Regions from separate parts of the Mus musculus genome. Here region 1 is linked to region 2. Evidence: chromatin loops called from intact Hi-C (ENCODE). Cell type or tissue: left cerebral cortex. All regions are shown on one strand. Links, peaks and the distances in the headings refer to the core of each region. The heading gives the core; the rest is flanking DNA. Region 1 has its middle 18 kb from the start of Iqcf5. Region 2 holds the start of Gm39421 (a long non-coding RNA gene).

The links. A loop is a pair of places that touch in the nucleus more often than their neighbours do. Peaks named below come from ENCODE experiments on the same cell type or tissue, not always from the same donor. Only the 100,000 strongest peaks of a DNase experiment are listed, where the experiment ranks them.
Region 1: a loop joins it to region 2, with 2.3 times the contacts of the local background. A loop is called at or near these places in 9 of 42 quality-filtered maps.

Annotation. Positions count from the first base shown.
Region 1 is chr9:106,527,398-106,537,034 of GRCm38, reverse strand. It overlaps a transcript of Iqcf3 not described here. Among named protein-coding and RNA genes, the nearest start is that of Iqcf5, 18 kb to the right of the region's middle. In left cerebral cortex, for the core only: CTCF peaks have their summits at 5,002 (motif pointing left) and 6,224; DNase peaks (open chromatin) are centred at 1,022, 1,854, 2,244 and 4,984; H3K27ac peaks cover 1,474 bases.
Region 2 is chr9:106,575,445-106,586,748 of GRCm38, reverse strand. It overlaps Gm39420 (a long non-coding RNA gene), which reads left to right. Exons shown (of 3, transcript XR_871142.2): 3 at 8,805-9,110. It overlaps Gm39421 (a long non-coding RNA gene), which reads right to left and starts at 6,478. Exons shown (of 3, transcript XR_871146.3): 1 at 6,316-6,478; 2 at 4,735-4,763; 3 at 3,293-4,086. In left cerebral cortex, for the core only: no CTCF peak of the experiment used is centred there; DNase peaks (open chromatin) are centred at 4,011 and 6,524; H3K27ac peaks cover 728 bases.

The sequences.
Region 1 (9,637 bases), core at 6-8,005, 48 kb after region 2:
TACTGCTAATAGTTTGTTAAAATAGTTTTCCACTCCCTAAAAAGTATTCAGTATAGAATCCAATAAAAGAATTAAATATAGAGCTGGGTATAGTCGTGCACACCTCTAATCCCAGCAGTTGGAAGGCAGAGGCATGGAAGATCTCTGTGACTCTGAGGCCAGCCTGGTCTACATAATGAATTCCAGGACATCCAGGGCTACATAGAGAGATCCTGGCTCAAAATAATGATAATGATGATGATGATGATGACGACAATGATGATAAAGTAAATAAATAAGCATTGAGCCAGATATAGTGACACATGCCTGTAATCTTAGCATATAGGAGGTAAAAGTAGGAAGATCAGGAGTTCAAGGCCACCCCCAGCTACATGACAGTCTATCTCAAAATATAAAATAAGAACATTGACACTATATCAATTAAATGGTGGCAGCTTATTTCCTCAGCATAGCTGTTGAGTATGGCATTGAGTTTTGGTCCAAGTTCAAAGACAGTAGCATTGATCTAGTAAAGCTATGTAGCTTTCTAGCCACTCTGGGACACTTGGGTGACAAATTAGACCATCAAATAGACAAAGCTGAATGCTGGGCTACCCTAGCTGTGTCCCAGACTGAATAATTGCTTCTCCGTACACATATTATATTGCGATAGTTGGACATACAGCTTAGGTCTCTATTTTTTCCAGAAAGCTTTTTAAAAAAAAAAAAGTCAAGTCAGGCATGGTGTTGCACACCTGTAATCCTAGAACTACAGGGGTCAAGGCAGGAGAGTTATAAGTTCAAGACCAGTCTGGGCTACACAGAGAGATCCTATTTTAGGGTTTATTTTTAGGTTTTACCATTTTAGTATATCATGGCTGAGAAGGCATGGCAGGGCAGCTCAGCTGCTGGCAGGGGACTGTGTGGTAGAAGCTGCCACCACCGTGCAGATCAGGATGCAAAAACCAACAGGACTCATCATGAGCCAGACTAAGACCGTCTAAGGCATCCCCCGACCGACCTACTTCCTCCAGCTAAGACCCACCCCCTACAGACCTACTTCCTCCAGCTAAGACCCACCCCCTACAGACCTACTTCCTCCAGCTAAGACCCACAAACTAAAGATGCCACAGACTTTGAAAAGAGCTCTATCAGCTCCCTAACAAGCCTTCCAGACAAGATCCTGTGGCAGACCTTTCAAATGGACTCACGGTGTTCACCGTTCATATTTCGGTCAGGCTGCAGGCTACACACAAGAGCATGTTAGCCTAATTATGATCCCAGCAAACCCTCCATAGATTCTCAAAAACTTGTCTGTCATAGTCCCAAGAAACTCAATTGCTCCATATTAAATAACATCACTTTCTTTTTAAACTGTAGGGAGAACATTTTAGCTGCTTTGTGAGCCTTTTTTATTACACCTCTCTCTGTTTTTTTAAAGCTTTATCCAATATTAGAATTCCTTCTCAAGTTCCTGAAGTGACATTTCGCCCTTAATACAATATTTCTAAAAATGAGAAGTTTTTTTTTTAAAAAAAAATTCAACATTTCAAAATATAATGGGAATGTTCTAAGCATTTAAAAAAAGATCCCAACTAAAATGCATACAGAAACACAAGAGACTCTGAGCAGGCTAAAGACGCTGTGAATGAAGAAGTTCCTGGTCTTAAAAATCGGGGGGGGGGGGCCGAGTGGGGGTAAGTTAAAAAGTGGCCAAAAAAGACATTTTCTTCCAAAGAAAACATAGCTGGCCAACAGGTACATGGAGAGGTAGTCAGCGTCACTAGCCGTCTGGGAACTAGAGACCAAAATCACAATGAGCCATCATCACCTGACATCTGTTCAGATGGTGATCATCCAAAAGACAGGGGACAGAAAGTGTGGGTACGGGTGTCGAGAGAAATCGGGACGGCCATATGGGAAACAATATGGAAGAGCCTTTTAAAAAAATAATAAAAATAGAACTACCATGTGACCCAGAAGCATGTTCTAGAGGACATTCCCGGGGGACATAAGTATCTAGAAGGGACAGCATCTCTCGTATGCACGTGGCATGGCAGCCTCCCGGCTTTGCACCCCCCCCCTCCCCGCCCCCAGGCCAGTATTACAGGTATGTGCCACCTCACTGGGATGTTTTATGTAGGTGGCAGAGATCCAAACTCAGGTCTTTCATGCTGTGTGTCTCACACTGTCAGACTGTCTGCCCACAGAATGAAAGAAAATGTTTCATGTACATAGGTCAGATCAACTCGTGTCTACTATGTAACAACTCATAAAATAAAATTCTGAGGCGCCTGACTGGAGCTTCTGAGTCAAGGCTAAGGAAAGCAGCTTGGCCCTGGCAACAGTGTGGCGGGGCCTGGACCCTCCCTTCCAGGCCCACCAGACAAACTCCAGCCCTGAACACTAGCTCCTGGAGAGCCTTGACCAGAACGGCTGGGATTGCATCCTGCGTCTTTCGGGAGAGGCTGCCGGGCAAGGTGACCTTTAGCACAATGATGCTCAAGTGTTTCAGAGAACCAAATTATGAAAGATGACTGTGCTGTTTGAATAAGAATGGCCTCCTCCGGCTCAAGCATTTGAATGCTCAGAGAGTGGCACTACTTGAAAGGATTAGGGGGTGTGGCCCTGTTGGGGTAGGTGTGGCCTCATTGGAGGAAGCGTGTTACTGGGGGTGGGCTTTAAGGTTTCAAAAGCCCACGCCAGGCCCAACATCTCTCTTCCTGCTACCTGAGAATCCAAATGTAGAACTTTCTATTTCTCCAGCAATGTGTCTGCCTGTTGTACCACCATGCTCCCCGCCATGATGATAATGGACTAAACTTCTGAAACTGTAAGCAAACCTCCAATTAAATGCTTTCTTTTATAAGAGTTATGGTGGCCTTGGCATCTCTTCTCAGCAAAAGTACAGTAACCAAGACAATGGCCATAGAAGATCTGTTTTTAGACACTTCCAAACAAACTATAAGGATCAGTTCATCCACTTGGCAAATGCAAATGGAGCAGATCTCACCAAAGAAGGTTGACTGGGCACCTCATTCACTTTTTCGTGAGTACCACTGTGTGCATGCTGTGCACCTATGTGGAAGCGCCCTGGAGGACTGCCACAAGCTAGCCTCTGATGGGATGGAGGAGTCTGATGTCCAGGAGGACCTTCATAGACTAAATCCCTCGAACTTTGTGAATGACACCTTCCCACACTGAGAATGACAGTCTGAAGTTCAGCCTTGTGGCAGAACTCATTTCTTCCTCTTTTCCCTCCCCCTTTTCTGCCTCAACTTTTCTTGCTGTCTCTGCCTGCTCTCCCCTGCCCCCCAGACTACTGTGACTTTAAAGAAAATCTCACAAGGCCCACAACCAGATAAAAAGCTACAGACAGTTAATGACAAAGAGGAAAAAAAAAATCAGTCTTCCTCGAGGATAAACTCCCTAATTGGTTATCCACTGCTAAGTGCTTAGCCAACAAAAAACAAAACATGCATACAAGGAACACAGGAAGGGTTGGAGGGAAAAGAGAAAAGGAGAAGATATTCTTCAGTACATGACTAGATTTTTTTAATTTAATATTTTTAAAGGCACAAATTAAAAATAAAAATAATGGAAGGGCCCATGGGCTACTAGGGTCCCTGACTCAGTGGCTTTAAAAGGGACTAAACATGTAAGCGAAAAATTGTATTTGCTTTAATCCCAGCACTTGGGATGCAGAGGCAAGATAGAGCTCTTTGAACTCAAGGCCAGCCTGGTCTACATAGTGTGTTTCAGGCCATCCAGGGCTATGTAGAGAGACCCTTTCTAGAAATACATACATACATACATACATACATATGCTTTATTTGTCATTGAGAATAAAATGGTGTGTATTGTATTCATTTATATGTTAGTATAACATACAATAGCCATTCCTCCTGCTCATGACTCCCTTTCATGCTTCATGACCCCTCCACATATATACACACATGCATACAGATGTACACACATACGTGTTTTTAAATCTAGCTTATGTGTGCATATAAGGGAAATGAGATAAATTTTATGGTTTAGTTTTGTTCTATGTGCATTGGTGTTTTGCCTGCACATATGTCTGGGGGGGTGGTATCAGATCTTAGAGTTACAGATAGTTGTAAGCTGTCGTGTGGGTGCTAGGAACCAAATCTGGTCCTCTGGAAGAGCAGTCAGTGGTTACTGAGCCATCTCGCCAGCCCCTGAGGTATTTAAATTTTTTAATTAAAAATCCAGGTGTTGGGCTGGCGAGATGGCTCAGCAGGAAGCACTGACTGCTCTTCCAAAGCTCCTGAGTTCAAATCCCAGCAACCACATATGGCTCATGACCATCTGTAATGAGATCTGATGCCCTCTCCCAGTGTGTCTGAAGACAGCTACAGTGTACTTATTTATTATAATTTAAAAATCTAAAAAAGAAAAAAGAGAAAAAGAAAAATCGGGGTGTTGTGAAGCCCCTGCTCTGTCTGACCCGGTGGCATGGTGGAAGAAAACAGAGCATGCGCGGTAAATACAAGACGTGCCCGGAGTCAAGAGTAACGCAATGACCCCTATGGAATAGGAATGCTTTTTGTTGTTATTGTATTTTTAGACAGACTTTCTCTATACAGTTCTGGATATCCTGAATTCACTGTATAGACCACGCTGGCCTTGAAACTCACACATTTGCCTGTCTCTGTCTCCCTAGTGCTGGGATTAAAGGCGACTGTCCCAGCATCTGGCTGGGACGACTCTTATTTAAAATAGCTTTGTAGTTCTTGTTCTAAATCCTGCTTTCTAGGCGCTGATGGAACTGCTATTTTTTTAATGTGTTTTTTTCCTACAAAATATCTATGGGACTATTGGACAGAATGGATTCTTAAGGCTTCTGTATTGCTATTTGTCTTTTATACTGTATCTTTAAACTGCAATTTAAGTTTTATTCATTTATTATTTTAGGCGAGAGGCGGTGCTATGGGTGTGTGTGAGGTGCCCACAGAAAGCCTGCCTCCTTGTGGGCAGAGCTGGGGAATCAGCTCTCTCCTGACACCTTGTGGATAACAGGATGAAGCGCAGACTATTACCCTTGTATGCAAGTGCCTCTCTACCCACTTAGCCTGCTCTTTAGCCCTATGTTACTGTATTTTTAAGTTCTTTTAACCCCCTCCAAAATCTAAAAAATAAATTAAAATATGTAAAAGATATAAAAATGGGAAGTTCTCCAAAGACACAAATGGCCAATAAGCACACAAAATATATTGAACAGTATTAATCTCAAAAGCATATATATGGCTAAAAAAGATGTGGTTGTATGTGACTTGAATTTCAGCACTCAGTGGGCAGATGCAGGTGGCTCTCTTCTGAGTTTGAGGCAAGTCTGGTCTACCAGATAGTTCCAGGACTGCCAGGGCTATTTAATGAGAACTTGTCTCAAAAAAAAAAAAATTAAATACATCTTCTCTTATATTCATAAAGAACCTAGGTTTAAATATACATGAGCCTTGCTGCAGGAGGAGCCATTGTTGATGTCCGTGGTCCATGTTGATGTCAGAGGCTGCGGTCTGTGGTCTGTGTCCCTGCTAGAGGCCAGGCTGCTGTCCATGGTCTGTGCTACTGCTGAGCACCGTGTTGATTTGTGTGGCCTGTGCTGCCACCCGAAGCGAGGCCGTGTTAATGCCCACAATTCGTGCTGGGCCTGGGGGTGGCACTGATGTCCAGTGGCCATGTTACCACCGAAGTCCACAGGGATGTCTGTGGACTGTGTAGCCACATGTCCATGGAGCATGCTATAGCCAGAAACCGCATGGAAGTCCGCAATTTGTGCTGCCACTGACTAACAGGCCAGAAAGCTGCTTCTGCTGACATTGATGACCGCAGACTCATAGTGGAGAATGAAGGACATAGAAGGCTTCTGATACAACCTTTCTCCCCACAGCCTCAAAAAGAAACAATGTAGACAGGAAGCCATTGAAGAGAACTCTTAAAAACTATGACAGGGATGCCGAAGTGTAGCTCTTCACAGTTGCTGGCGTCTTGTGGGGGTGTGGTAGAGAAAGAACTCAGTCACCTTCAAGGGGCTGGCCACTGGAAGTTTGAGCGTGCTCCCATGAGCAACACAAGTTGAACTTGGGTTTTTATTATTGTTGTTGTTTCTCGTTGTTGTTTTGGAGGATGTCACAGTGGCAGAAGCTGGACCTGAGAGGACCAGGAAGTGAATGTGATTGGAATGTAATATATGAAATTCCCAAATAATAAATAAGAACATTTAAGTTAGAAAAAATATGTAGGGTGCTGGAGAGATGGCTCAGTGGTTAAGAGAGGTCACGAGTTCAATTCCCAGCAACCACATGGTGGCTTCTTCTCTGATGCCCTCTTCTGGTGTGTCTGAAGACAGCTAGAGTGTATTCATTAAAATAAATAAATAAATAAATCTTTAAAAATAATATGTGCCTTTATCTATACTTACATGTGTATTTATATGCCTGGAGGGAACAAGAAAGAGAATTGTGGGATGGAAGGGAGAAATGTTTTTAAGTATAATATTTTTTACTAATTCTGTGAGAATTTTATACATTTTTCAGTTGTATTCACCCCCTCCTTCCCCTAACTCCTCCTAGACCCATTCCTCCCCCTCCAGATAATCTAAAAAATATATAGTAAAAAGAAAAACTGAAAACTTGAAGATGATACCCCTACACATTCAGTAGGATAATTAATAACAAGAGGTAATAAAAATATGAAAGAGTAAGAACTTACATACACACCAGCAGAAAATTTAAATGGCTGATCCCTATGGGGGAAAAAAAGTGCCTCTGCTCTTCAATGACTAAATAGAGTTAACCATGAGGCAGACGTTCAATCCCTATACAGCAAAACGAAAGATACTCACAGAAAACTTGTACATGGGTATTTATAGATACATTATTCATAATAGCCCAAAGATGAAATCAAATAGCACAGATGCCCATGAAAGGGTGGACATTTAAATAGAATGTGGTATGTCCATGCAGTGGACTATTACTTAGCAGTAAAAACATCAAGGACTGACACATACTGCAACAGGGATAAATTGTGAAAACATTCAGTAAGTGAAAGAATCCAGACACAACAGAATGCACACGTAATTCTAGTAAGAAATACTAAAGTGCTGGCCTTACAGATGTCTGCCACCAAGCCTGTCCTCATGAAATTCTTTCTATTTAACTTTTTATTGATTCTGTGTGAAGGTCCACATCATGTACCTCAATCCCAGCCATCCCCCATCTGCCCCCCACCCTTGCAACCTCCCCCACAAAAATAAAGATAGAATTTTAAACACACACACCTCTTGGAGTGGAAGCAGTGTGCACGATCTGTCCCGCAGTGTAGCCTTTTGTCCACACATCTTTACTTACAAGTGTTCCTTGCAGTGAGTCATTGGTTTGTTTTGAGGCCCCAGGTTTCTGTTACGTTATCAATACTGGATCCACACGGGGACTCCTCTTGGAAGATCCTGCAGCTTTGGATCTGCAAGACTGGACCCATTACTCCAGCAGACAGATTATAAATGGGGTAGCTGTTGGGGTGGACCAACTCAAAACCCTGGATCTGGGCCTGGGAGGTAACTGAGCTAGTCAGCCCACCAACTCTCCTGTGCCTGCATCACCAGGGTGAGTGAGCTATTCGCTGGCTAGCTCACCCAATGCCACAGCTGGCAAGGGGCAAGGTCGGCTCTCCTGCTCTCACACCCTCAGGCTAGCTCACCCTTGCCTTCACCACTAGGGCCAGCTTTACTCTCCTGCCCAGGTGAGGGGCAGGGCCAGCTCTCCTGCTTTCGTGACCTCAGGGTCAGCTCTCCCACCTGCCGTAAGCAGTGATGTACGAAGTGGGAAGGACATCTTTCCCTTGCCCAAGCCACCCCACCATAAACTAGAAGCAGAAACGGCTCTCCCTCACTCATGCCTTCAGGGCTGGCTCAACCACTCCCTCATATCCGGATCGGCTCTACTGTGTTGCCCCAGATAAAGGGTGGCGCCAGTTCTGAGTGTGGTGGCTGGGGAAGAATGGGACCAGCTTAGCACAGTGTGGGCAGCAGTCCAGACCAGGTACATCTGCATGGCCTTTGGTGCTAACATGGGCCTGTGATGTCAGCACAAACCCTGAGTGCCATAAGACAGCAGACCCAGACATGGCCCCTGGCTGCAGTATGGGCCCTTATGTCCCCATAGCCTCAGGTGACAGCATAGGTTACTCAGATCAGCATGGGCCCCTGTGGCAGCACACAGCCTTCAGACACCACATGGTCTCCGTAACAGCCCAGACCATGGATATCCTTTGGTTTTTGGTGATCACTTGGACAATAGACATTGACAGAGATCCAGCTGCAACAAGACCACTGATCCAAGCATGGCCTTGGTAGCAGCCTGGGCCAGGACCTCCCCGTGGCCTCCCTGTATCTGCCTGTTCCTCACCACGGTCAAGTCTCCAGTTCCACCAATCTCCACAGTGCATGAACCCCGTGGCTTCTCTCTGTCTTCTACCTCTGCCCATTGTATGCCGTCTTTCCCATCTCCCCACCACATAACCATCCATCACAGCGCCCCACCCCCCAAGACAGGTGCTTGGGTGTCTTTCTTCCAGCTGCCCTGGTCAGTCACCCATAACATTCTTGATGGAAATTCTTATCTTTTGGGATGGGATTTTTTAATAAGTAGCATCTGAATTTCTAGATTTTATAAAAGATTCAGATTGGATCTTGGTGCCTATTTATGGTAGGTCTTTAATGGCCTTCTCCGTGGGTTCTGGGTCTCTGTATTAATCTGCATCTACTGTAAAAGGAAGCATTTTTGATAAAGAGTTGAGAGGTTCACTAATGTATGGGGAGGTTTGCTACTATGACCAGTTAGCAGAATAATATTACTAGGCTCTCCCCTAGGACCTAGGACCTAGCCTGCCCTGGGCTCTTGGCCAAGTTAATGCCAAGCATGGGTTCCGTCTTGTAGGATATGCTTAAAATCCATTCTGAAAGTAGTTAGTTACTCCAATAATATTTGTGGCATCACTGTACCAATGTCTATATCTTGTCAGATCAGTTGTTCTCGTAGCTTGCAGGGTTCCCAGCTGGATAGGACTATTGAACACTTTTCAAAGGCATACAGCCTCTGAGCATTATGAAAGACAGCCAGTAGAACTGAAGCCTCTAGTTCTGACTACAGAAATACTTGTACATCCATGTTCATCAATACTTACTCACATAGGAACCAGTGTGCCTAGATGTTTACCAGTTGATGATGGGTAATGAGAATGTGGGATATAAGCGGAACTGAATTTTATTCAAGGGTTAAAAAAAAATTATAATCCCTCTGGGTAGATGGATGGAACTAGAAAGTATTCTACTGAGTGAAGTAACCCAGGCTCAGAAAGACAAATGCATGCTACATTATATTCAAAGAACCTAGCTTTGAATGTTTAGATTTGTTTTTTTTTTCCATTGGAATGCCTGTAGAGGTGAGAAAGAGGCCACTTGGAGACAGACCTTAAGAGAGGAAGGTCAGTAGGACATATGTTATATTAAAGTAAATGGGCTGGGAAGATGGCTCAGCGGTTAAGAGCACCGACTTCTGAAGGTCCTGAGTTCAAATCCCAGCAATCACATGGTGGCTCACAACCATTTGTAATGGGGTCTGATGCCCTCTTCTTG
Region 2 (11,304 bases), core at 2,027-10,026:
CGTGACTCTAACTAAGGAAGTGAAAGATCTATATGATAAAAACTTCAAATCTCTGAAGAAAGAAATTAAAGAAGATCTCAGAAGATGGAAAGATCTCCCATGCTCATGGATTGGCAGGATCAACATTGTAAAAATGGCTATCTTGCCAAAAGCAATCTACAGATTCAATGCAATCCCCATCAAAATTCCAACTCAATTCTTCAACGAATTAGAAGGAGCAATTTGCAAATTCATCTGGAATAACAAAAAACCTAGGATAGCAAAAAGTCTTCTCAAGGATAAAAGAACCTCTGGTGGAATCACCATGCCTGACCTAAAGCTTTACTACAGAGCAATTGTGATAAAAACTGCATGGTACTGGTATAGAGACAGACCAGTAGACCAATGGAATAGAATTGAAGACCCAGAAATGAACCCACACACCTATGGTCACTTGATCTTCGACAAGGGAGCTAAAACCATCCAGTGGAAGAAAGACAGCATTTTCAACAATTGGTGCTGGCACAACTGGTTGTTATCATGTAGAAGAATGCGCATCGATCCATACTTATCTCCTTGTACTAAGGTCAAATCTAAGTGGATCAAGGAACTTCACATAAAACCAGAGACACTGAAACTGATAGAGGAGAAAGTGGGGAAAAGCCTTGAAGATATGGGCACAGGGGAAAAATTCCTGAACAGAACAGTAATGGCTTGTGCTGTAAGATTGAGAATTGACAAATGGGACCTAATGAAACTCCAAAGTTTCTGCAAGGCAAAAGACACCGTCAATAAGACAAAAAGACCACCAACAGATTGGGAAAGGATCTTTACCTATCCTAAATCAGATAGGGGACTAATATCCAACATATATAAAGAACTCAAGAAGGTGGACTTCAGAAAATCAAATAACCCCATTAAAAAATGGGGCTCAGAACTGAACAAAGAATTCTCACCTGAGGAATACCGAATGGCAGAGAAGCACCTGAAAAAATGTTCAACATCCTTAATCATCAGGGAAATGCAACTCAAAACAACCCTGAGATTCCACCTCACACCAGTCAGAATGGCTAAGATCAAAAATTCAGGTGACAGCAGATGCTGGCTAGTATGTGGAGAAAGAGGAACACTCCTCCATTGTTGGTGGGATTGCAGGCTTGTACAACCACTCTGGAAATCAGTTTGGCGGTTCCTCAGAAAATTGGACATAGTACTACCGGAGGATCCAGCAATACCTCTCCTGGGCATATATCCAGAAGATGCCCCAACTGGTAAGAAGGACACATGCTCCACTATGTTCATAGCAGCCTTATTTATAATAGCCAGAAGCTGGAAAGAACCCAGATGCCCCTCAACAGAGGAATGGATACAGAAAATGTGGTACATCTACACAATGGAGTACTACTCAGCTATTAAAAAGAATGAATTTATGAAATTCCTAGGCAAATGGATGGACCTGGAGGGCATCATCCTGAGTGAGGTAACACATTCACAAAGGAACTCACACAATATGTACTCACTGATACGTGGATATTAGCCCAAAACCTAGGATACCCAAGATATAAGATACAATTTCCTAAACACATGAAACTCAAGAAAAATGAAGACTGAAGTGTGGACACTATGCCCCTCCTTAGAAATGGGAACAAAACACCCTTGGAAGGAGTTACAGAGACAAAGTTTGGAGCTGAGATGAAAGGATGGTCCATGTAGAGACTTCCATATCCAGGGATCCACCCCATAATCAGCATCCAAACGCTGACACCATTGCATACACTAGCAAGATTTTATCGAAAGGACCCAGATGTAGCTGTCTCTTGTGAGACTATGCCGGGGCCTAGCAAACACAGAAGTGGATGCTCACAGTCAGCTAATGGATGGATCACAGGGCTCCCAATGGAGGAGCTAGAGAAAGTAGCCAAGGAGCTAAAGGGATCTGCAACCCTATAGGCGGAACAACATTATGAACTAACCAGTACCCCGGAGCTCTTGACTCTAGCTGCATATGTATCAAAAGATGGCCTAGTCGGCCATCACTGGAAAGAGAGGCCCATTGGACACGCAAACTTTATATGCCCCAGTACAGGGGAACGCCAGGGCCAAAAAGGGGGAGTGGGTGGGTAGGGGATTGGGGGTGGGTGGGTATGGGGGACTTTTGGTATAGCATTGGAAATGTAAATGAGCTAAATATCTAATAAAAAATGGGAAAAAAATTTGGGACAGAGGTTTTTAATTGTAGCTTTAATTTCTGTCATAGTATAGGACTAGTTGTTTATCTATTTCATACTGAGAAAATTAAAATACTTTGTATTTTGAAATATTTGTCCATTTAGTCTAAGTTGACACACTTGTGTGATCAGAGTTGGTTTTGGTAAGTTGACATCTCTCTTCCATCTTCAATTGATCCTTCTCTCCTTGGTAAAAACAAAAAAACAAAAAAACAAAAAAAAATCAGAAGACAAACTTGCAATTCATTAAATTATCTTCATCTCATCAAGTTTTAATGATATAGTATGAGTCACTGGTTTCCTACACCATGGTTTATGTGGTGACTCATATATTTAGATCATAGTACTCTAAATATCCCCAGATGTGTTCAGCAAAAGCTCCTTCAGCCTGATGTCTATATTCTTTTGACACATCATCATGGTTGACCACAGAACATGTAATAAGCGCATCTTGCACTTGTATGCAACAGACTAGGAATTAGGTACTGTTTTTAGTTTTGTCCCATAGGTCTTAGAGGCTTCAGACTTGTGTTGAACTCTTCAACGTTGATTGTATTGGAGTTATCTCTCTCTCTCTCTATCGATATCTTGCTTTGTAAATTATAATTATTTCCTTTTGCTTACTTTATCCTTTTATAATCATATGGTTTCCTTCTTTGTCTTTTTGTAGTTATTTGTCTGATATAACTTACTCCTGCTCACTTTTGGTGTCTATTTGCCTGAAATAAATTTCCTAACTATTAACTTTTTTTGGTCTTCACTGGTGGAGTGAGTTTCTTGTAGATAGCGTCTCTGGGTCATTTTTCAACCATTCGAGTGAGGTATTTTATCTATTCACATTCAATGTTATGATAAGAATATGAATGTTTTGCAAATTTGTTCCTTTTCATCTTTCCTTCTCCCCACCCTCCTCCTTTTTTTGTGGTTTGGTGCTGTCTTGGTTCACATATCTTTGCTACCTTCATTCTATTGCTTTCCCTCAGTCACTCAACTAACTGTGAATACTCAACTTTTCTATTGATTCCCCTAATATTCTTATTTTTAAGGGTTAGATACTTGCTTTTTATTACTTAATGTTTTTTTAAATCAACTCCCCCACATTTGTGATCAATCCTACATTACTGTTGCTGGCCAGCCTACCCCCACATTGTGTGTGAGAAAACTTTTCTCGAGGAGATACAACATACACATCTACTCATCCCAAATAAGGAGCACATAACAAATCAAACTACAGATACCACCAAAGTCAACTTGATGAGCCACAAGTTTTACTGCAGTTAATTACAGAAATATGGGCAAGGGGTTACTTACAGGAACAGAAATGACCTAAACATAGCTGCCTCACCAAAGCCTAGCCCAGTGTGGATGACAGCTCACAAATCTGGGAACCTGGAGCACACTGCACAACCTACAAGAAGCTCAACAGGTTGGAGAGTGTCCTTTCCATGTGCCTCAGTTGGTCTAAACCTTTTTTCAAACAGCTCAACAGCTGGGTTGGTTTCTGCTTCTTCCCAGCAGTTATTCTGGTCTTAAGACTCTTTGCAGCTCAGCTTCATTTCCTTTGAGACCAACTCCCAGCTTTTATTGTTTACTCTGTCAAGGAAGAACCTTGTGAATCTGTTCAGTTTCAGAGACTTCCTGAAACTAGACTTGTTCCCCTTCTGCTAGAGTATAGAATGTTTCACTTCTTGGGAGAAGCTGATATATATAATAGTTTCCACCCTTTCCTCTGGCTCTTCTATTTTTTTCCACCCATCTTCTGCAGTGATCTAGGAGCTGTGAAGAGGATGGCTATAGATTGACTAAGAGATGAGTCACCATGACACTTGTTCTCAGGATCTTCATCACGGGTTGTGAGCTGAGGCTGGCAATAACTATCCTGTATGAGAGTGAATTAGACATTTAGAAGACAGTTTGACAGGTACATCATCCATGTAGAAAATCACAGAAGTTGCTTCTGCATTTGGACCTATGATCTGTTCAGTCATAGGTTTTTGTTCTAGTTTTCAGTACTAGGCTTGAACTCCCTCTCATGAAGTGGGCCTTAAATCCATTAGGAAGTCTGTTGGTCTTACACATGATAACTGAGCCACTATTGGACAAGCAGGCCCAGCATGTCAGTACCTTAGCACTCAGGGTTCAGAGCCAAGCAGGAATATTGATGACAGATCTCTACCCAGGGTCTGAATGGCCCCTTCTGGCTCAATGAAAGTCAGCCAGCAGGCTGGGAGTTTCCAACTCAGTCTCAGCTTAATTTCTCCATTCCTGGAGTCAAAGCATGTGGTATCTTCAGCAATAGGTTCTCACCACCTATTTCCGGTATACAACCAACCACAGTAGCAATAGCCTTTATGGTTTGTGGGCCCTCAGGGTCTTCTCTGGCCAACAGCTCATAGGAAGACATGGGTTGGGAGAGCTCCTGACACTGGATTTTCATTCCATAACCTTACAAACTTTGGGATTTTTTTTCTATTTCCTTTTAATTAACCCAGCTCCAGTTGCAAGATAGGAGAAAGCATCATTGTACCTGTTTGTCTCTCCAATGGCTTTCCAAATCTGCAAAACACGTAGGGGTTAGCATTAGTCACTATCTAAACAAAACCTTTCCGGAGGGTAGGCAAGACCAAACAACATGCTGAACCATTCCACAACAGACAGTGGGGCTACAAAGATAATCTTGGGGAAGCTCCATCAAAGTGCTTTGTCTTCTCTTCTGAAAAAATGTCAGGTGACCACGGAAGGTCACAGAAAGAAGATACTAAAGTAGAACATAAACCGCATAATACAGTATGGAAGGTTCCACCCGATCTTATCAGTTGCTTCCTCTACAGATCAAGTTTGAATAGGAAGCATGAATAGAAGGCGCTAACTTAATTGGTTTCCTATAATCCTCGGCCTTTCTCACTGAGGCGTTATAGTTACACATCCTGGAGCTCTTCTGTGTGGTAAAAAGTGGCCCACTTCAGTGTTGGAAAATCCACCGATGCCTGAGCTCAAAACCCCACCAATCCTGGAGCTTGAAATCCCACCAATCCCTGAACTCAAAAATCCCACCAATCCCTGGGCTTGCCTGGAAATCCCACTAATCTCTGCCCTGGAACTCTCCACCCTGGAAAACTCAGCTGACAAGAAACCCAATGTAAGCCTGTCTCCTCCTCAGTTCCCCGTTGCTTCTTTCCAAGCAGAGACAACCACCCTCCTGTCTTTCCTAATAAAGCTCTTGTGTGAGGTTTGTTGTACGGTGTGACTTTGTGTTATTAATTGGCTCCCAACTGCCAGGATACTTTTCCTTTCAGAGCTGCAATACTTCCTTTGGGGGAACGTGTTGGTAAATACTGCTACTTAAGGTCGAAGTCTACCATGTCTGGATAGCTCCTCTGAGCTCGGCTCAAAATGGAGGACTCCTTTTTTCCAGCACTGCTGCCCATTCTCTGACTTTGTTTAGGGAGCCAGACCTGAGGAAAGTTTTATAGCTTTTGGCAAACCAACAAATTCAGCTTCCTCTTTCCCCAATAAGAACCTGCCCAGCAAGGACCTGGGATTCCTGGAATGCCTCTCCATACAAACGAGGTATTCACAGTTAAGCTCCAAACAACGATTTTACGTCCACCATGAAAACTCCTCCCGCTCTCCAAGGTTCACATTATAGCCTCTGTTCACCCCAAAATATTGTGTATGGGCACCAGCTGTTTCACTGAAGATCTTCTAAGAGAGCCGTTTCATTGAGTATCTTCTAAGAGAGCTGTAACACTGAAATCCTCAGAAACGGCCCCTAGTCCCAGCTAGTCCAGAATCCAGCTTGGTGTGCAGCGGTGCCTGGACGCCCTGAAGGAGGAAATGGAGGATACAGAACTACAGCTGGTTCCCCAAAACACATACCACAGAAACCTTTTCCCTCGATGCTGCAACACTTGCATTGAGGAAACCTTTCCCCTCAGATCTGTAACCCTTAACATTGTCTACATTTATCCACACCTGATAGACTCAGCGAGCTGGACTTAATCTGCTCAGCTCTTTCACCCAGGACCTCCCCTCCTGCTCCTGTTAGCTCCCTGGGGGAGAGTGGTCTGTGGGTGCAGTTGTAGGTGTTACCTCCCACTCACCATACCTGCCTGTTGGAGGAGTTCCCACCTAGGCAAAGCAGCGCCACCTAGAATAATTTCCTGCTGGAAGGAAATGTGCTCTCCTTCGTCTGGGGGTAAAATTGCCCAGCTCTGGGGCAGGATGTATCAGCTTCCCCTGTATTCTTCTGTCATGGATGTTTTCCGCGAACAGCTCCACGGGCTTTAAAGCCCTCCAGAAGCTCTTTAGCATACAATTTGGCTATCTATCTGTTCTTTCCTTAGGAACTCCTACGCAACATAAATCCTGCCATATTTGTCTTCGGTAGAAGAAAATTCTCACAAATGACTAAAATCTGCTTCTTTTTTTTTTCCCCCACACACCAAAAGAAAATTTTTAAGTGCTGTTGACACAATCTCAGACATATCTGTGAAGAGGGAATCTTAACTGAAATAATGTTTCCATAAGTTTGACCTGTGGACAAGCCTGTGAAGTATTGTCTTGATGATTGATAATAGGAGGATCCAGTCCATCCTGTGCAGGTGGCCCTGGGCCGTATAAGAAAGAAAGATGAGGGCTGGTGAGATGGCTCGGTGGGTAAGAGCACCCGACTGCTCTTCTGAAGGCCAGGAGTTCAAATCCCAGCAACCACATGGTGGCTCACAACCATCTGTAATGAGATCTGACTCCCTCTTCTGGAGTGTCTGAGGACAGCTACAGTGTACTTACATATAATAAATAAATAAATAAATAAATAAATAAACAAATAAATAAATAAATCTTTAAAAAAAAAAGAAAGAAAGAAAGATGAGCAAGTCATTGAGAATAAGCAACTAAGCAGCAATCCTCCATGGCTTCTGCTTTAGTTTCCTACTCCAGGTTCCTGCTCTGACTTTCCTCGGTGGTAATGTGTGGTTTGAGAAGCATAAGATGAAAGTTGCCATTAGTCATGGTATTTTGTCATAGTATGAGAAGCCTGAGCTAAGACAGAAATTAGTACCAGGAGTGGGATGTTGCTGCAAGAGACCCAACCATGCTGTCTTTGAGGAAAGTGGAAGACTTTGAAACTTTGGACTAGAAAAGTATTTGAACTTGCTCTATAAAGAGGCTCTTGGGACATCCTAGTAGAAGCTTAGAAAACAGCGCTGAGAGCAATGTGGACAGTGGAGGCCCAGCTCAAGAGGTTTCGGGAGAAACGATATTAGCAGAAGACTATTCCTGTGATAACTGGCTGATTTCCCCGTTCCAGTCCTAGGGACTTGCTTGATTTCTTTGGTGAAGATTTCAAGACCACCTCATATTGACTCTGTCATGTAGTTATTGCTATCCATGCTTAGACCGGTCTACAGTGAAAATGAGCAAGTGAAGAAAAATACAAAATGTACCTTTTGAAGAAAAGAAAGAGCAAAAACTTAATGTTGCAGCCAAGGTTTGTGCTCAAAGAGATGAGATTAAGCAGAGGCCTGATCTGTCTTACAATAAAGAGTGTCTCAGAGCAAGACCCCTTCTAGCTAAGCTGCCAACTCCTGAAAAGGCCTAAGGGATTTTCTGCTCATGGAAAGAAACAACACACAGAAGTTGCTGCAAACGTGATTCAAGGACCCAGTCTCCATCCCAAGTTGGCCACCAAACTTGGCAATGTGACAAGGAGTCAAGAATAAAGGGGTCATCGAATCTAATGCAGTTTTAGAGAGCAACAAAGGACAGGCAATGTATGATAGGGTAGTCTCTTCATGAGGACTCTGAGAGTGCAATAGGGACCAATGGGTCACTGTATGAGGTTGTGGAGGTGAAGCCTGCATCACATTAGAGACCCCAAGACATTGGATATGTCTCGGGCATGATGTAGCTGCCAAAGAGTCAGAACAAAGAAATGTATGTTGCAGGCAGCAAAGTTAGAAGTGTGGGGCTATCTAAGCCCACTGGCATCAGACACAGAGCTACAATTTGGCCTTTGTCCTGCCAGGGTATGGTCTTGCTTTTGTGTTAGTCTCAAACACAGGACTAATGGCTAACTGGAGGTGCCTATTAACATATAATGTGGATATTTTCACTCCTAGTGAAATTTCCCCCAGCATCCTTCAGTCCCTAATTGTTACAGGGCCCTCCTGGCTGGCATAACTCACTCCTTATACTAAACTCTATAGCCCAGGGGCTGGGCTGCCCTGCCCCATATAATCCAGCTAATGTGGTTACATCTGTCCTTTTTACTTCTTGGCCTCTTAGGTACCGTCCTTAGACTTTGGGCTCTCCCCACCTCCTCTCCCCTGTCTCCTCGTAGGGCCCAGCTCGGTTTGCTGGCCCTGTCCACTCTACTTTTCCATATGTCTCTGCCCCTGCCTCTAATTGTATTCTTCTTCATATCTATAATAAAAGCCTCAACCCCTTAGAAGCAATCATGTCTACCTTTGATTTCTTTTTCTTATTCACTTTAGCCCAGTATGTCCTCACTCGCTCCATTCTTTTGGAATAGAGATGCATATTCTGTGCCATTATATGTTGAAAGTATCTCATTAGCTTTTTGTGATTTTGCAGGAACTTGCCATCAAGAGTGCCTGGACGCTCTGCCCTTCTAAACTGTGTGGAGACTGTGAAGGATTATGGAGACTTTTGCAGGTGGATTCAATGCGGTTTGCATTTTGATGGAGCCCCGAGAAGAAGTGGAGGGACTGTTGTGGTTTGAATAAAAGTTCTTCCCGCACCGTAGGCTCAGACCTTTGGAAGCTTGGTCCCCAGTTGGTGACACTGTTTGGGAGGTTTAGGAGGTGTGGCTTGCATTTATCATTGAGGGCGGGTTCCCTCTGCTTCCTACTTGAGGTTGTTTTGTTCCTGAGGTCATGTCTCCCTAATGTCACTCTTACAACCATGATGGATCCCACCCCTTTAGAAGTGTTGGGGTCTGTGAATTGCCATACAAACCACTCAGACATGGATCTCAGTCAAACAAGGGTGGTTTATTGAATACCACACTCCAAGACTGATCGATCAGTGCCACGAGTAAGACATGGGAACTAACTGTAACAAGATCCTATAGGGCTTTTTGAGTCCAAGATCTACAAACATCTGTGCCAAATTATTCCACCAATCAGGATTTAGGGATAGGGAATTTCCTTAGGAAATTCTTTGTTGTACATTTGTTCTATTTCCATTGGTTGGGGGTATTCAACTGTGATGGGGGACTTGCTTTGCCTGACATTCATGTCTTAACTTGTCAACCAGAATGGGACTTGCCTAACATTCATGTCTTAACTTGTCAATCAGTATGTCGGTTACCCATGTCCATGTCTCTTTCTGCCAAGCAGGGTGTCAGTTCCCAGGGAGGTCTTGGGAACTTAAACTTTACTCCACTTCCACTCAAAATGGAAGTCTTATTCCAAATAGCTTCTTATATTGGTGCAGGTGTCTCTCTTCTTGTGCTGGGGTCCATCCCAGGATAGCCTATAAAAGCAAATACCATAAAAGCCTTTACCCAGGTGCAGGAAGTGCTGCTGGGTGGTTGGTTCAGGTCCAAGCTTATTGTGGGCAACTATATAAAGCACTTCTACTGAATTCTATCATGATTGGTTTCCAGGGGCACAGAACATATCAGAATATGTAATTAACTTGGGCATGAGAAAGTTTCCTAGTAACAGCAGAAACAACATATGAGAAAAATGTCCTTACAATATTAGTAACAGCACAAAATGAAAGGCTAGATAGGTAACAGTTACCCATGCCTTCACATTCCATCTAGGCCTTAACATTCCATCTAGGCCTTAACAGGAACTGTACACCTACATAACCGTTTCATCCTATTAGTGGCCTTGGCCACTGCATTCCCCCACAGCAATAAGAAAGTAACTAATACAGTCACTCTCTCTAGGGAAATGTCTGGCTTTGGGAAGCATGGAAAAGCCTGGTGCCAAGTGACAACTTGACTCAGGAATGCCCCTGCCCAAGAGACCATATATTCCCAACAGCTCATTCCACAGAAATGGGAGAACCCAGGGTTTCAGTGTTGGTCACCCGTATACCCCTCTGTAAAGAAGTATTGCAGAGAAGATTTTCTGTCATTGATGAGAGGGTCTAAGAGAGATTCTTTAGGAAAACTAGCATAAGCCAGCCAGCTAACTGAGTCACTCTGACTGAAAACAGATGGAGCCAGACATATCATGAGATGCTGGAATTGTGAAGAAGAAATAAAGCCAATAGTTAGCTCCAGGGGAGTAAGTCAGACTCTCAGCAGCAACAGCAGAGCAGAGAGTGAGGACCAACATCCCTACTTCCTGGAGAAATCTCTTCTTAAGCATCAATTATAAATGCACCCCAAATGCTATACATTGTGAGGGGGAAATGTAGGACCGTGTTTTATGTGCAAAGACCCAGCAAGTTTCCAGCATGGCCTCTAAGTCATCACTGGGCTCGAGAACAGTGACAAGCCTCAGGAAAAGTGACACAGGAAGCAGCTATGTATGTCCCCAATTGTGCCGCTATAGAAAAATCATACAAAGGATCTTTCATGAAGACTATTGCTTGGGAGATAGCTCTGTAGGTAAAGTGCTTGCCTTATATGAACCAGGACATAAGTTCCATTCCTATAACCCACACTAAAAAGCTGAGCACGCACACATAAAAGAGAGCACCAAGCCGAGAGGGGATAGAGGTGGGGGTGGATCTTAGAGGAGGTAGGAGAGGAGTGGGGGTGAATGTGTTCAACGCACACTGTATACAATTATCAAAGAATAATTTGTTTTTAAAACCGGGTGGACTGACATGTACTTGGAATATCAACACTGGGGTGATGGAGTCAGGTGGATCCCTGAGGCTCACTAGCCAGGTAGACAACCCTACTTAACAAACTATAGCCTAGTGGTTCTCAACCTCTGGATTGAGGCTCCTTTGGCAACCCTTCTTGAATGAAAAGAAAGAGAGAGAGAGAGAGAGAGAGAGAGAGAGAGAGAGAGAGAGAGAGGAAGGAAGGAAGGAAGGAAGGAAGGAAGGAAGGAAGGAAGGAAGGAAGGAAGGAAGGAAGGAAGAAAGAAAGAAAGAAAGAAAG